Linked DNA regions of Homo sapiens: region 1 is linked to region 2. The links are chromatin loops, found by intact Hi-C in ENCODE. Cell type or tissue: psoas muscle. All regions are shown on one strand.

The links. Hi-C counts contacts between places; a loop is a spot of excess contacts. Peaks named below come from ENCODE experiments on the same cell type or tissue, not always from the same donor. Only the 100,000 strongest peaks of a DNase experiment are listed, where the experiment ranks them.
Region 1: a loop joins it to region 2, with 3 times the contacts of the local background. A loop is called at or near these places in 56 of 110 quality-filtered maps.

The regions. Positions count from the first base shown.
Region 1 is chr6:118,773,418-118,781,417 of GRCh38, forward strand. No RefSeq gene overlaps it. Among named protein-coding and RNA genes, the nearest start is that of ASF1A, 120 kb to the right of the region's middle. In psoas muscle, a CTCF peak has its summit at 3,322 (motif pointing left); a DNase peak (open chromatin) is centred at 3,324; H3K4me3 peaks cover 610 bases.
Region 2 is chr6:118,280,358-118,288,357 of GRCh38, forward strand. It overlaps SLC35F1 (solute carrier family 35 member F1), which reads left to right. Exons shown (of 8, transcript NM_001029858.4): 7 at 4,827-4,981. Among named protein-coding and RNA genes, the nearest start is that of PLN, 260 kb to the right of the region's middle. RefSeq lists a silencer at 1-24. In psoas muscle, CTCF peaks have their summits at 3,607 and 4,581; no DNase peak of the experiment used is centred here; H3K4me3 peaks cover 289 bases; H3K27ac peaks cover 1,782 bases.

The sequences.
Region 1 (8,000 bases), 490 kb after region 2:
ATCATTGGGTAGGTGTTTCAAATTACAGAAAAATGTCCCTTTGGGTACTAATTAAATGTTTTCCTTTGGAATAATGTTCAGAGTTCAGATGATGATTGCCATACATTTTTTGGTTGGGAGCATGGCCTTGCCCCTGCTCCTGACCCCAGACAGGCCCCCACACCTCCCAGCTTGCCTGGGCTCCTTCTGAGCCCCTGCTCCTGACCCCAGACAGGCCCCTACACCTCCCAGCTTGCCTGGACTCCTTCTGAGCCCCTGCTCCTGACCCCAGACAGGCCCCTACACCTCCCAGCTTGCCTGGGCTCCTTCTGAGCCCCTGTTCCTGACCCCAGACAGGCCCCTACACCTCCCAGCTTGCCTGGGCTCCTTCTGGGTTCATAGGGGATTCCTCAACATTCTCACTTTGTCCAATACAGCCACCACTCATGTGGGAGCTTTTGTGCGCTCAGCAAACACATCTTGCTCCCAGTGCATCGGAGCACTCCAGATCGCTGCGCAATTCTGATGCTCACCGTGTTAAGACAAGACAGACAGGTTTATGATTTTCACTAGAACAACTCTTGCAGAGTTTTACTATTTTTCATATAACAACTCTGCCACTTTTCCTTTTCGTATGGTGACTTTCTCATGCCAGGACACACTAAATGAATACATTTATAAAGGTGGTATTGTATGGTTACCAGGGGTTGCATGTTGGGGTAATCGGGTGTTATTATTTAACAGCTAAAAAGTTTCTGATTGAGATAATGAAAACATTCTGGAAATGGATAGTGGTGATGGTTACACAACACTGGGAATTCACTTAATGCTCATGAACTACACTCTTAAAAATGATCAAAATGGTAAATTTTATGCTATGCATATTTTACCACAATTTTTTAAAGTAACATTTTGACATTATGGTTTCATCAGTTTAAACAGACTTCTAGGCAGGGGGTATCCGACGGCCCGAGTCTTGATCACTTGCCATTTGGAATGGAAGCCCATAATAAAAATGCTGCCTTCCAGAGACTGCAGGGACCTTACCCATGTGACCAGAATGCTGTGCTTCCTCATTAGCCTATTAATTAATTGCATAGAATTTGATGCTTGGACAGTACTTGAAGGTTTGCTATTTTTGGAAGCTCTACACATCTTCCTTTCAGTGTCATCTACCCTTTTCAACAGCATCCGTAAATCCAGTTTCCAGCCCAAGTGTTGATGCATCTCATCATATGTTGTAAATGCCATAAATGGAGGAAGCAAGTGTCTCTCAGGAAAACACTCAGCACCTAGGGAGCTGACTACATGGAGTGGAACACACAGGAACTTTTCCCATTAAAAATAATGGAAACAGCTGCCATTGAGCAATGTTTCACTTAGGAGCAGAGTTTTCAAGAATGACTTACTTGTCAAGTGAAGGGTAGGGGTAAAAGTCACACTTTCCCACTCCTGGTGAGTCAATTCTTGGCCTTTCCATCCCAGTCAATGTGAGATTTTTAACTGGCACTATCCAATCCTGGGATTTGTTGGGACATTTATATTTTAAAAGCAACTAATCCTCACGGAAAAGCATAAACACATTTTAAAGGTTCTGATGTTTGAATAATATTAGTACAATAATCTCCTGAGACTAGAATGGATTATTTGCTATTCTTCAGAGGGGGTGACTGTATAAAAATGAGGAAAGATGACCTTTTATACCTTAGCATGATTGCAGGAAGAATCGTGCCTTTGGAATGGAGATTGTCTTCTCTCCCTCTCACTCTCCAAGCTTCTTTCTTCTCTCTTTCCTCTGTCTTTGAGTATTTACCTCTGCCTCTTTTTCTGTCTTTCTCACATAGGCACAGTGCTATAATAATTGTACTTTGTATTTGTCTAGTATTATCCATTATTTTCCATTATTATCCATTATTATTCCATTTCATCCTTGAAATATCCCTGTAAGAGGATAATTAGGGCAAATATTATTATCATTGCCATTTTATAGATTTTTAGAAATGAGAAGATACATAAGGGTTAAGTGACACATCGCAAGGTATGGGAAGATCCAGCCCTGAAACCCATGCCTTGTGACTTGGGTCTAATACTGCTTCTACAGCTGCAGCCATTTCTGGGGATCATACAGTCCTTGAAGGGAATATAGCACTACCAGACATATGTCACTACCCAGTGACGGACAAGTGGCAGGTGTGGTCCTTAGTAGAGTTCATCATCAAGTTCTTCTGAATATGCTCCCTGGAGCTGTCATCCTGCCTGCTGAGCAGCCTCTGTCCATTCAACCACCCATCCATCCATCCAGAATAAAGAAAATGAAGGAGATGCTCAGTTGGAGGAGGTCAAGAGATACATCTGCCCTCTGGATCCTGGAGACTGCAATGCTAAGCGCTTCTTAAAGTCAAAATTGACAAATGAATTCAGCCACTTTTAGTACAGATAGCTGCAAAAACATCACAACAAAATTATTTTTCTTTTGTTGTTGTTGGTTTTTTTGTTTTGTTTTGTTTTGTTTTGTTTTGTTTTTGAGACAGAGTCTTGCTCTGTCGCCCAGGCTGGAGTGCAGTGGCACAATCTTGGCTCACTGCAACCTCCATCTCCCAGGTTCAAGCAATTCTCCTGCCTCAGCCTCCCAAGTAGCTGGGATTACAGGCATATGCCACCATGCTCGGCTAATTTTTTTTTTTTTTTTTTTTTTTTTTTTTTTGTATTTTTAGTAGAGATGGTGTTTTACCATGTTGGCCAGGCTGGTCTTGAACTCCTGACCTCAGGTGATCCACTTGCCTTGGCCTCCCAAAGTGCTAGGATTACAGGCATGAGCCACCATGCCGGGCCTTAAAATTATTTTTCAAAAGATAAATTCAGTTGTCATACTGAATTTTTATCCAGTTAATTCTAGCTATGCAGATACTGGATTTGGGTAACTTAATTTAAAAATATGTTTCCATTTCCCTTCTCCCTCAAAGGATTGACTTAGTTATGTAAATATGCAAAAGATTAGCAAAAACACCTTAATATTTTGGTTAATTGATATCTGTCATGCTGGATTGCCATAATTTAAGAACTCTTCACCAGTTTCTTAAATCGTCTGTATTTTCCCTTTTTATTATATTTTAAAAAAATCTCTCTCTTAAAAGCCTAAAAAAAACCTTTCAATGTGCACAAAAAAACAGTTTCTAGTTTTTATTCTCCATTGCTATTTGCAATTACTCAGAGAGGAAAAGTATTTTGGAAAAAAACTCACCCAGAATCAGGTGACAACTCACATTCTCTTTCTTAGATGTCTAACAGTAACAAGCAAAAGCCAATTCAAAGATAGATCTTTGGGGCACCCTCTGGTGGCTGAAAAGAGTCATGAAATCAGTGCCCATGTGTATCAAAAGGCCAGTAATCTTTGCGACTTATTTTAAAGGGCCATCACCAACTTTTCCATACAACATTGAAAATGTAGCCAGATCAGGAATGTGGGAAGGACTGAAAAGAATTTGGAACCACAAGAACTGGACTTGAGTCAGAGCTCTCATCTATTAGCTATGTGAACCTGCATTTGGTTGGCAGGTCAGTTTCCACAGAGCTGACGCCGAATCTGGAATTTCTCACTGGAGATAAGAGGCAGTGTCAAAACTAGAGGAGTATATGATTCCATTTATCTGATATGCCCAGAAAAGGTAACTCTATAGAAGGTAGATCAGTGATTGCCTGGGGCTGGGGAGGGCATGGGGATTAACTGTAAATGGGCATGAAGGACTTTATTGCGGTGACAAAAATGTTCTAAAACCAGACTGTACCTGTTGCACAACTGAGTAAATTTTGTAAAACATCACTGCAGTATGGATTTTAAAGGCGTGAATTTTATGGTATGGTATGTAAATTATACCTCAGTAAAGTTATTTTTTTTTTAAGCCAGGAGGGAAAAGCAGAGTGGATAACCCCTAGAGACATCTTGGTACAGAGCCAGGAAACCTGTAGCCAGCAATTGTGTGGGAGGAAAGGAAACTGTGGGGTAAGGTAGGGGTGAGCAGGAAGAATGCCTAGAAGAGGTGCTGACTTTTGGAACTTCATTTTGCACACAGGTGTGCCCTTAGCTCACACCTCAGTGGGTTGCCTGAGGTTAGCATGCTAGAGGCTGAAAGAAACCCCCTCCCAACTCAGCCTCCCATGGCAGGTATTTAGGGGCATTTCTGACGGAGTAAGACTATTAAAGCAGCCAACTAGATGCAATTCCATCAAAATGACCATTTTGAAATGTAAAACCAATGTTTTATTTATTACTTTTCTCAGTAACAGGTAACTCAGTGTGGTTTGAGAACTAGATGAGATTAAGAAGTGCACTGATGAGAGAATGTCTATTTTTTACACTGTTTACTAACAGAAAATGTGAAAGTGAGGATTTATAAAAGTACCAGAAGAAAACTCAGATGAATATCTCTATAAACTAAGGGTAGAGAGAAACTGGTAAGGAGTAACATCTAAACCAGAATCTCTAAAAGAGACAAGAGATGGATTTAATGGATTTTTTTCAAAAAATAATAGATAAAAGAAAAGAAAAAGAAAAAATTAAGACACAAACTATGCATTAGGAAATAATACTGTATCATATATACCAGACAGATTTATTAACCTCAATATAACAGATACTTGCAAACCAGAGAAAAATGTGCAAAGGGTGAGTAGAGATAATTCACAAAGGGAAAAATAAATGAAAAATTACAATCTGTCAAGATATGAAACAGCTTTAACCTAACATCTCATTAATGAATGCTATTAAGAAAACAATGTGGGCCGGGTGCAGTGGCTCACACCTGTAATCCCAGTACTTTGGGAAGGCAAGGTGGGTGAATCACTTGAGGTCAGGAGTTTGACACCAGCCTGGCCAACATGCTGAAACCCCGTCTCTACTAAAAATACAAAAATTAGCCGGGCATGGTGGTGCATGCCTGTAATCTCAGCTACTTGGGAGGCTGAGGCAGGAGAATCGCTTGAACCCAGGAAGTGAAGGTTGCAGTGAGCCAAGATTGCGCCACTGCACTCCAGCCTGGGTGACAGAACGAGGCTCTGTCTCAAAAAAAAAAAAAAAAAAAAAAAAAAAAGATTGATGTGGCTTACCCTCAGTGCTCTGGTAGGCTGGTGCAGCTTTCTGGGAGGTAATTTAGCATTATACCTCAAAATGTAAAAATGCAAACCTTTTGGCTCAGCAATTCCACTTGGGGGAATTATTTTATGGCAATAATTACACATGTGTGAAAAGATACAAACATTAGTATGTTCATGATCAAGTTATTTGTAGAGACAAAAATTAGGAAGGTTCTCAGATGCCCATCAACAGGTATTTGATGAAGTATTGTACAACTCAATAGAATATCTGCAGTAATTAAAAATGAATGGGATGTATATTTTGGGTCATGGGAAAATGTTTACACTATGTTGCTAAGCAAAAAATGTCAGTGTCATAAGAGCATAGATAATATGATCATATTTTTGTTTAAAGCTATATATATGGCGTGTATGTGTGTGCGTGTGTGTGCGTGCATGGAGGGTAGGGTAGATGAAACATACCCAGATCTCCCTTCAAAGAAGGACATTTTGCCCTAGCTGTCCCTTCAAGGACTGCCTCAGCTGCAGAGTCACCTCTCCTGAGCAGGTAGGGTGGGCACATCCTGATGGAGGTAGGAGTATAAGGCCAGGCCACTTCAGCCCAACACAGAACAACTCTGATGCGCCATTTACACTGTACAGTCCTCGTGGGGAAGGCTAAGTCTGTTGTCACGCCTATGATTAGCTGGAGTTCTCGCTCCATCCAATTTTGTTTTATTTCTCTTCTTTCCATAGGTGTTAACCCCAAGGACAATTCTTCAACGAGATGCTATACAGCAAACTCTGTCTCAGAATCTGTTTCCCAGAAAATCCAACCAGCAATTTTTATGCCTATGCAATGAACAATTCTGGGGGAAAAATACCCATCAAGTATTTTGTATTGGATGGCTTTTATTTTATTTTATTTAGGCACCGGTGCAAAATTTCTGGCACTGTCAGGTTCTTTCAAAGTGGGTATTTGTTAGTTTTGTTATCAGATAAAAATATTAAAGCAGTTTTTATTTGGGAAAATAAAAATCCAGTGGTTTGGTTTTAGTCTGGTCAAAATAGCTACCTCAAAGTCTGTATCAAAATGGCAGCATCTGACCCATCTAGCGTGCATCCTTCTTAACGGGAAGGTAAGCTTTGCAAACACCCCTCTTGTTCATACCCTTCCCACTACTCTAGGCATTCAACCTTGTGGAAGTTTTGGTACTTCTTCTACAAGGTTGTTGGAGCGTTGTTGAGGTTGACTGTGAAGTGTAAGATGAAGAGCAATTTTGTGGGGACTGTGAGGAACCACTAAAGTTGGTGTGCAGCACCTGGATGGAAATAGATGGGAGCAGATGCTACATGCTGATAAATCTCAAACTTTGAGTAGTTCTAGGTACTCTCTCCTTTTTCATCATGAATAGGTGGAACACATGTGTTAGGAGGAAAGCCAAATGCTGTTTGCCACCCAGATTCCTTAGCTTAGATCCTTGAATTGTTTAGCAAAAGCCTTATACTGCCTGTACCAGAAGGATCTGTCTTTTACTTCCCCTTTGAGTGTTCTGTAGCTTTTCCAGATTTCAGCTACATCTCGCGGTCGCGTTCTGAGATGTAGGGGAAACTGTAGGGTTAAAAGCCATTCCTACTGAGAACAAATTATTTTTTGGCCAACATAATCTTGGGGAATATTGAATTAGCTGTAATTTGTAGCAGAGACTATGAGTTATTCCCAAAATCCATCCTCCCCTTCTTCATTTAGTAAATACAAAACACAAGCTTTTGGTGGCACATGGCCATCCAGCTAAAGACCACATTTCCCAGCCTCCCTGGCAGCTAGATGTGATTAAATGATATATTCTATGAGCAGAATTGAAGTTCCAGGCTACTTCCTTAAAGGAAGTACCTTTCTCTCTCCCCCTACTCCCTTGCTAGTTGGCATACAGACCCAGCAGATGTGGTGGTGAGTTATTTGTGCAGAACACCCTAAGGGATGAATGGGCAACAAGACAGAAGGAACCTGGATCCCCATCACCGTGGAACCACCATAGCATCCCTTGGCTACTTACACTTGAACCGTTACATAAAAGAGAAACAAACTGCTTTCTTGTTTAGGCCACTAGATTCTGGGAAGGGGGAAGTGCAAAATAATCATTGTTTTATATTATACTCTTACAACTCTATTATAGTGTTTATTATACTCATGTAATTATTTGTTTACTTGTCTGTCTAGCTCTCTAGAATATTTCTTTCTTTCTGAACTACGAGCAGATAGAAGGCATTCCTTAAGTGTTTTTAAAACGTATAAGTCATTGAATGGTGGGAAAATTTGCAAAAAAGGGAAGCTAGGGAACTAAATACAAATTTCAATTTCACAATTTGGTATAGCTAAAGTTTCCCTTGGCCTCTCTAGCCTCGGGGTGGGGAATGACTAGATTCCTATGAACAATACATCAGGACAATGATGAATGCACACGGATTCCCAGCTTTCCCTTCCCATAACCCCAGAGGAAAATTCTGGTGCTTCTTGCTCAGCGTTCTGTGCCACTTCACCCCCATCCTGATCTTAACTCACAGTCATCTTTCAGATCAGGTTCATTGTGGAAGGTCTGTGTCAGAAAAGGCAGGGAAAGGAAACAGGAATGGTGGGTGGAGGTGGATCCTGAGGAAGCTACAGGGCATGAGAGAGTGGGAGCCTGGAGGAAGAGGGACTGGAGATTATAAACCATATTTCCATTTGAATGTCACTCGAGAGATACAGGTAAAGACTCAAATTAATTTGCCCTTTTTTGTTTTCTTTTATTTATTTATTTTTTTGAGACGGAGTCTCTCTCTGTCACCCAGGCTGGAGTGCAGTGGCGTGATCTCGGCTCACTACAATCTCTCTGCCTCCTGCATTCAACCGATTCTCCTGCTTCAGCCTCCTGAACAGTTGGGATGACATGTGTACACCACCACATCTG
Region 2 (8,000 bases):
ATGTGAAAGTCAAATGTCAGAGAAAAGAAAAAGTGTGCCGGGTCAGTGAGCACAGGCTTGTGGTATGCAGGGGCCTTCTTCACTTTTGATGTTGTGGTTGATGCTTGTCTTGGTTTTGGTTTTAGTGTTTTTCCTGGAGGCCAAAACAAAAGAAAGATTTGGCCTCTCCCTGAATATGGAATAATGGGACTACAGAGCAGGAAAAGACCTAAAGGATAATTAAGAATACACCTTTCCTGGCCAGGTGCAGTGGCTCACACCTGTAATCCCAGCATTTTGGGAGGCTGAGGCGGGCGGATCACTTGAAGCCAGGGGTTCAAGACCAGCCTGGCCAACATGGTGAAACCGTGCCTCTACTAAAAATACAAAAATTACCTGGGTGTGGTGGTGCATGCCTGTAGTCCCAGCTACTCAGGAGGCTGAGGATCACTTGAACCCAGGAGGCGGAGGTTGCAGCGAGTCGGGATCACGCAACTGCACTCCAGCCTGGAAACAGAGCAAGAGTCTGTCCCAAAAAAAAAAAAACAATACACCTTTCTTTTTACCCATGTTGAATCTGAGGCCTAGGGAGTTGAGGTGACTTGACGAGCATTACATATCTGAGCAAAGCCAGCCCAGTGCCCTTTATACACTTAACCTAATGCATATGTTCTGAGAAGTCATCTAACCTAGCTATTGTTTTTAAGAATTACAAATAATATTTTAAAACTCTGGTATGTTCAAAATAAAGAGAAAGAACACAACTGAAATCCCAAAGAAAAAGACGAAATCAAATATATGTAGCATATACAGACACATACTTTATATATATATAGTAACTCTCTCTCTCTCTCTCTCTCTCTCTCTCTATATATATATATATATAAAATATTAACTGAGGTATTGATAGGAGTCAAATAGGATGTTCCTTCAAAGCCTTATTTCTCTTTATAATAATTAAACAATATAGATGAGTGTTATGTATTCAGAATTTAAAGTCAGGCTGCCTATGTGACCTAAGGGCAAGTTACTTAACCCCTGTAAGCTGGTCTGTTGCCTGTTTACTCACAGATCCATCTTTTACCCTTTCCTCTGCTCTGCTTATGCAAATCCACATCCCAGCCTCCCTTGTCAACTGGATTCCAGTCAGTTTTGGCCAATGGGAGGCAGTAGAGGGAGATTGGAGGTGGGAGAAAGAAAGAAAGAAACCATTGTTTCTCTCTGTGTCCCTCTGTTTGGGGTCAGATCTCCTCTAGATGTGGCTGAGTCTCCTCTGTGATTCTACCCCTGCTGGGCTTCCCTAACTTCTGATCTCAGGTAATGTGGCCTCCCTCTTGTATTTCCCTAGCTCTTGGGTTGTGAGTAACTCCCTGGTATTGCTAATCTTCAGGTTGTCTCACCATCCCTGTTTCCCCATCACCCATTTGAACACCTTTGTAACTTGTACTCCATATAACATATCCTCTATTTAACCCAGTATGGACTGTGTTTCTTGACTCTATAAGCCTATTTCCTAACCTGTATAAAGAGGATAGCAATAGTTATCAGCATTACACTGTTGTGGAGATTAATTACTGTACATAAAGTACATGACACATAGTGAGTGCTCAATCCATATTAGCTGATAATAGTATTTCCCATCTCTGTAGCTTAAATCACTTTAGTGCATAAGGACAAGAGTGATCAAATTCTATCCTTAGTGAGAGAGAGAACATTCCAAGAGGAAATGTTTATACACATACTCTGTTATAAATGTAGTTACTGCAGCCATTTTGTAGTTGTCAGTCAAAAAGTAATTCAGTTCATTTGTATGATCATGCTGATCAATTGAAAACCCTACCTGGACAGCAAGTTGGACTTTCAGAGGCATTGTTAATGTCCATTAACTATCTAATGTCCATCTAAGAACAGCCAAGGAAGGGCAACGATACTGCATTCCAACTCTCAATTTAATCATGTGTTAACTAGGCTGGCTATGCTTTGCTTGGGAAACAGTATATTCACATGCAAAAACATCGGTTGACCTAGTTGTCAATTGTGATAGTGTATATATTCCACTCCTGTCCCCCTACCTCTAATTTCTGCAACATTTAAAAATAGGTTGAGAATATTTTAGCTGGAAGCATCATAAGGTAGCCTGGTTAGCAAAGTGCCATGTATTTATTTCCCTACTCTCCTTTGCTCACCAACTGGGCTTGTAAAATCTCACCACTTCTCTGAGTCCTCCAATTATATATCCAGCTCCCTACTGGACAGATCCTTTTGGATAATGCATAAGCGTCGAAAACAACACATTCAAAATGGAGCATTTTATTTCTCCTGAAAATCTGGTCCTCTTTTAGCTCCCTCCATCTCAGTATATGGCGTCACAGTTCACCTAGTTTCTAAATTAGCCAGAACCCCTGGGCATCCTCCATGCTCTCCTTTCCCTCACCACCTACATCAGTCTATCACCAGGGCTTCTTGAGTCTTCACAGACCACTTCCCTTCTCCACTGCCGTTTCGAGCAAAACCAAGCAAGCTACCAGCCTCTCTTGCCGGGATTGTGACACCGCCATTCTAACTGGTCTCTGTAACTGGTCCCATGCTTTTCTCCTTCCAATCCCTTCTCCACAGAGTAGCCAAAATCACCTTTTGAAAATGTAGATCAGATTCTTTTAGTCAGCTGCCGCAAACTCCTCAATGGCTTCCTCGTACAACTAGAATAAGATACACATTCCTTTCTGAGACCTGCAAGGTCTGGCATAATCCATTCCCTTCCCAATTTTCCAGCTTCCTCTGCCCGTTCTCTTCATTCTGCTCAGCCATTGTGGCCTTGGTCAGCATCTGGGACACTTGAGGCCCTGTCCCTTTCAGGAACTTTTCATGTGCAGGTTTCCTTGGCTCCTCTCCTGGCAATCTCCTTTTGGTCCTTCAGCACTCGAGGTAAATGCCACCTCCACAAAGTAGCCCTACCTCACCACCCTGTCTAAAGCAAGCTCCTGACATTCTCTTTAAGAAACACTTGTCTTTCTGCATAGCATTAATAGCAACTCTAAGCTTCTTGTCTATCCTGTTTTTCATTGTTCCTAGCCCACAGCAGAGTGCTCAGGGCATGGTTAGTACTCAGAGAATAATAGTTGAATAAATGAGTGAATATACCAACAGAGCCCACAAGTCAAAGTCCACGCAAAATGATGGAAGGGTATTATTCTGGAACTTTCTAACCCAGTCATGGTATTTAAATCAGTGACACCTTCAAAAAACAAAAGAAAAACGGAAACAAGGCTCTGGTGCCTAGATTGTGTTCCGATCAAGTTTTATTATTTTTAGTGGATTAATTTGAGGATTGATCTTGTCCCTAGTCTGTTAATCACAGATTTCTTTAAGGAGTACCAAATTAATTTTTATGTCTTTTCATGTATTAGTCATAAGTTATGTAATACTTATTGCATTTTTAGTAGTTTGGTTAAAAGGAAAATGCACTACAGGGAGCATGAAACCCACATGCAGAAAAACGGTCCGTTTTTAGAGAATTCAAGCTTCTGATAGAGAATTAAAAACCAAACTAATATTACTGCGATAGAATCTACACGTAGGACTTTTACCTTTCCGAAATAGGAAAGTGGTTGTTCCCCCTTCCTCTGAGGGCACTTCTACCACGCTAGAGGGGGCTGTTGTACTGAGTTTACTTACTTATGTTCAGAATAATTTTTTTGTAGATCTGATGTGGCTTTCATATGGAACGATGATTTGTGCCCTTAAGCACTTTTCATATGGGTAAACCCAATTTATCTTTGGATGAATCCCTGGTCTTCATAGTCAGAAAGACCAGATATTCGGTACCTACCAAACTCCCCAAAATCCCTAAGTCAGAGGAAGCAAATCTGCCCACAGCCCACACCAGATACATTTAATCAAGGATTCCTTTGGAAAGGTTATTTTTATTATGTTGTAATACCAAGGCAGACACTGAATTTTAGCACTTATGCTTATCCTATGCCTTATTCTTTCAAGGTGGAGAAAAGAGCATTATTTTTTTTTTACATTTGCATTGTATCAACATTTGGGGAAAGTATAGATTTAGCTGTAAACTCCTGCTTGGGACCCTGCAAAACAGAGTACCCATGTCTAGGCATAATTACAGAGAAAGAGAGAGATTTGAGGATGAGAGATTGGCCACATAGTATTTTAAGGTCATGAAAGCCCACATGTGAGAGTTCACAGTATGCCAGGACATGTGATGGAAGGGCAGGATTCTGTGTGTTTTGGGTAGAGCAGAACAGAATTCAGAAATCTGGAGGAGACTGACAGATCATCATGTATTCCCAGCAATGAATTCGTCCACCCAAGGCCACACAGTCAAGATTCTAATTCAGTATTCTAAGTCCAGGTCTCTTTGACATGCAAGCTCTTCAACTTTAAAGACTACGTAGTTATTCATCATTGTGGGCAATACATGATAGCAAGCAGTTTTGTTGCTATTACTCAAATTAAAAACTAAGAGGTAAAAAAAAGTTTCAAAATAGATGAGTAGCAAAAGCTGATTACAGCACAATTGGGAGAATTCAAAAACCTTGATTCTGTGTTCTGACTATCGCCACTAAGAGGCACTCCTTCCCAGAAGAAGCAAAATGTCAGCAATGCAATAAGAAGCAGAAAGTTCATTTTTCACACTTAATTTTTTTTAATCTAGTTTAATTTTTGTACTGTGTTATCCAATAATAAACATCAGTGAATAGGGGAAAAGAGAAACTGCCTTGTGTGAGTGACAAGTGGTGTGCACTCTTCCCCTTCTTTCCTGCTGTGGATGCTGAAGATGCCCTGGAGGAGGCCCTGACGCTGCCTTCTCTTTACTCTTCCCCCAGGACTGCTCTACGTTGGCTTTAGTGCCTGCATGTTTGGTCTCTACAGCTTTATGCCAGTCGTCATAAAGAAAACCAGTGCCACTTCAGTCAACCTCTCCTTGCTCACAGCAGACTTGTACAGCCTGTTCTGTGGATTGTTTCTCTTCCACTACAAGGTAAGTTGAGTGAGTGCTCCTTTGTGAAGATGATACTTTGTAGGAAACAATGAACATGGGTAGGAATGCCTGGATGTGAAATGCCCTGATTTTGTGTAGGGAATAGTAATGTAACTGGGTGTGCTAACCTCCATGATTTAGGTATTCACATTTCAGCTATAAGACAGAGACATTTTGTCCTATGAGATCAGTAACTATGGACAATTGATAGGAAAAGATAAGAAACAGCCATAAAGGAAAGAGCTTTTGAATACTGGGGACAGCTTTCCTGATAGCATTCAGCCCAGAAGCTACTCTTTTTCCAATACGAACCTAGGAAGAGTTGTACAATTCCCAGACTACAGCTGCAAAATGGATTCTGCGAAAGGCCTTGGCAGAGTATGTTCTCTTTGGAGAAAAGACACAATTCCTGCAGTTTCTGCTTTGCAGATTTTTTTATAGCAAATATGAATGGAAAATGCTAATGCACTAGAAATAGTTTTTTTACTAAAAGATTGGGGTTTGAGTAAAGGAATGCAAAGAGATCATGTGAGGCACTTGCAGTGAATGCATCAGCCCTGAAGAAAAGAAGAAACTGTCCAGTCCAAAGATGTCAGCCTCTCAGAATGCAAAACTCTACCCGCATCTTTGCCCTAGGGAGGCATGACTAATTGATTATGGCACACTGAGGTCAGATCCTACTCCTCTTAACACCACACTCACTGCTGCCAATAACAATCAATTAGAATTGACATATGAGAAGATACCACTTGCCATTCCTTAACAAGTCCTGTAAGACAAGAGTCAACAGGGACTATGACCCAGTGTGAAACAGACCAAATATGGAATGTCCAAGCAGATAAGACCAAACTTGGATAGCTGAAAGAAGAAGAGGCAGAAGAAAAGAGACACTACTCTGGCCACTTCTAGCCAAGTTCCTCACCAGTGGTATTACAGCCACCATCCGCAGCACTCGGGGGTGGCCAGATGATGGGGCACCTTGGTAGGCAGAGCATCTTCATCCAGATGAAACAGGGTGTAGACGTTCCTGGAGCAACAATAAGCTAAAAAGAGCATGTACTTGATATGATCAGGGCAAAGCAGCTGAAGTGAATAATCAGGATTACTACTGAGAGAAGCAAAAGTCATAGCCAAGAAACCGATGCAGAAGGGCAGACACGGGTGAAAAAGAAGTTACAAACGAAGCTAGTTAGTAGCTAGGAGGATCAGAAACAGATCTGAGAGATGGTACAAGTTGAGAAAGTGGCTGTGACAGCAGACAGGAATAAAGTTCCTATTTTTCCTCCAGCTTTATTGAGGTATAACTGAGGAATAAAAATTGTACTATATACAGTATTTAAGATGTACAACATGATTTTTGGATGTATGTATACATTGTGAAATGTTCACCACAATCAAGCTAATTATATCCATCACCTCACATAGTTACCTTTTTTCTGTGTGTGTGTGTGTGTGTGTGTGTGTGTTTGTGTGTGTGTGTGGTGAGAATACTTAAGATCTACTTCCTTCGCAAATTTCAAGTACAGGTTACCACTAACTATCATCACCATGCTGTATGTTAGGTCTCCAGAACTTACTCATTTTATAACTGAAAGTTTGTACCCTCTAGCTATCATCTCTCCATTCCCCCAACAAGTTCCTATTTTATATGGAGCCTTTTGCCCAATACAGTGGCAAAACCGAGAGCTTAAAGAAAGTATCTAGGACTAGGCAATGTTTATTGTTTGCAGTTTGTTTCGTCTGTATGGAACAAGCTGCTTCCCAAGCTACCTTGGTCCTCATAAGGGTAAAAAGCAAGATCACAATATATTCCTCTCGTGCTGCTCCTAACCAGTGCTGGGAAGACCAGCTTCCTTCAAAATCCCCCTCCTCACACACCCAGTCATTTTCCAGAGCTCTGGGGAACACCTGGCTATGGGTTCATCCTCACAGCAGAGTGGCCACCAATATTCTTCTCTCCTCTTCAGTTAAGCATCCACATCTAGTCCATTACTTGGTGTGAACTCAGTTCTTAGCAATTAATCTTGTAATTTGCTTTATAAGCTCCTGAACTAGGAGAATCCCTTTAATCTTCCTTAAGGGAAGATAACCAAAATCTGTTGTTCTGCTGAGGGCTGCAGTCACTGCTTGGGCAGTTCAGACCCAGGCCAGCTCCCAGCATGCCTGAGAGCAGTGTTCTCGAAAATCTGGTTTCACTGGGGTGCTTGATAAAAATGCAGATTTTTGGGCCACACCCCTAAGCCACAGAGTCAATATCTGGAGATGTGTCTGGGGGAGTCTGGTTGGTAACATGTTCCCCCTGGCAGTCTGATGCCCTCTGAGTTTGAGAACCACTGTCTTTGATAACAGTGTACTCGAACAGTGCCTGTTCCTGTCTGGGTCTGTCCTTTCCCACACTTCCACTGATGTGGGGTTAAACCTGGGGTTCCTCAAACTTACACACATCAGGAAATGAGAGGGCTGATACGCTAATTCTCGGCAATCTATCCTCTCCTCCTGTCATTTGTATATTACTATTCATTGAGGATAAGTAACTTCGCTGAAGAGGAAACCATGTAGTAACCCCTCATTATGCCATCAGAAGGGAGGCTGTGTTATCTGAAAATTAAATTACTGTATTCACTAATTTAGAATTGTAATGGATATTTTTATTTCATACAGCAATGATTTGGGTTTTTTTTTTTTTTGGTATGGCAAAATACACATACATTTTGTTACTATTTGAAAGATAAATTTTCTTAAAGCAGGGATTGATCCAACATAGTAGTCATTTCTTCTAGTTAAAATTTATTTCTATTGCCTTTTTAAAAATTAAACTATGAATATACTTGTAGATTCACGTGCACTTTTAAGAAATAATAGAGAAAGCCCAGTTAACCCCTGTGAGCCCAAGTATCTGAGATAGGTCTCAATCAATTTGGAAAATTTATTTTGGCAAGGTTAAGGGTGCACCCGTGACACAGCCTCAGGATGTGGTGACAATATGTGCCCAAGGAGGTTGGGGAACAGCTTGCTTTTT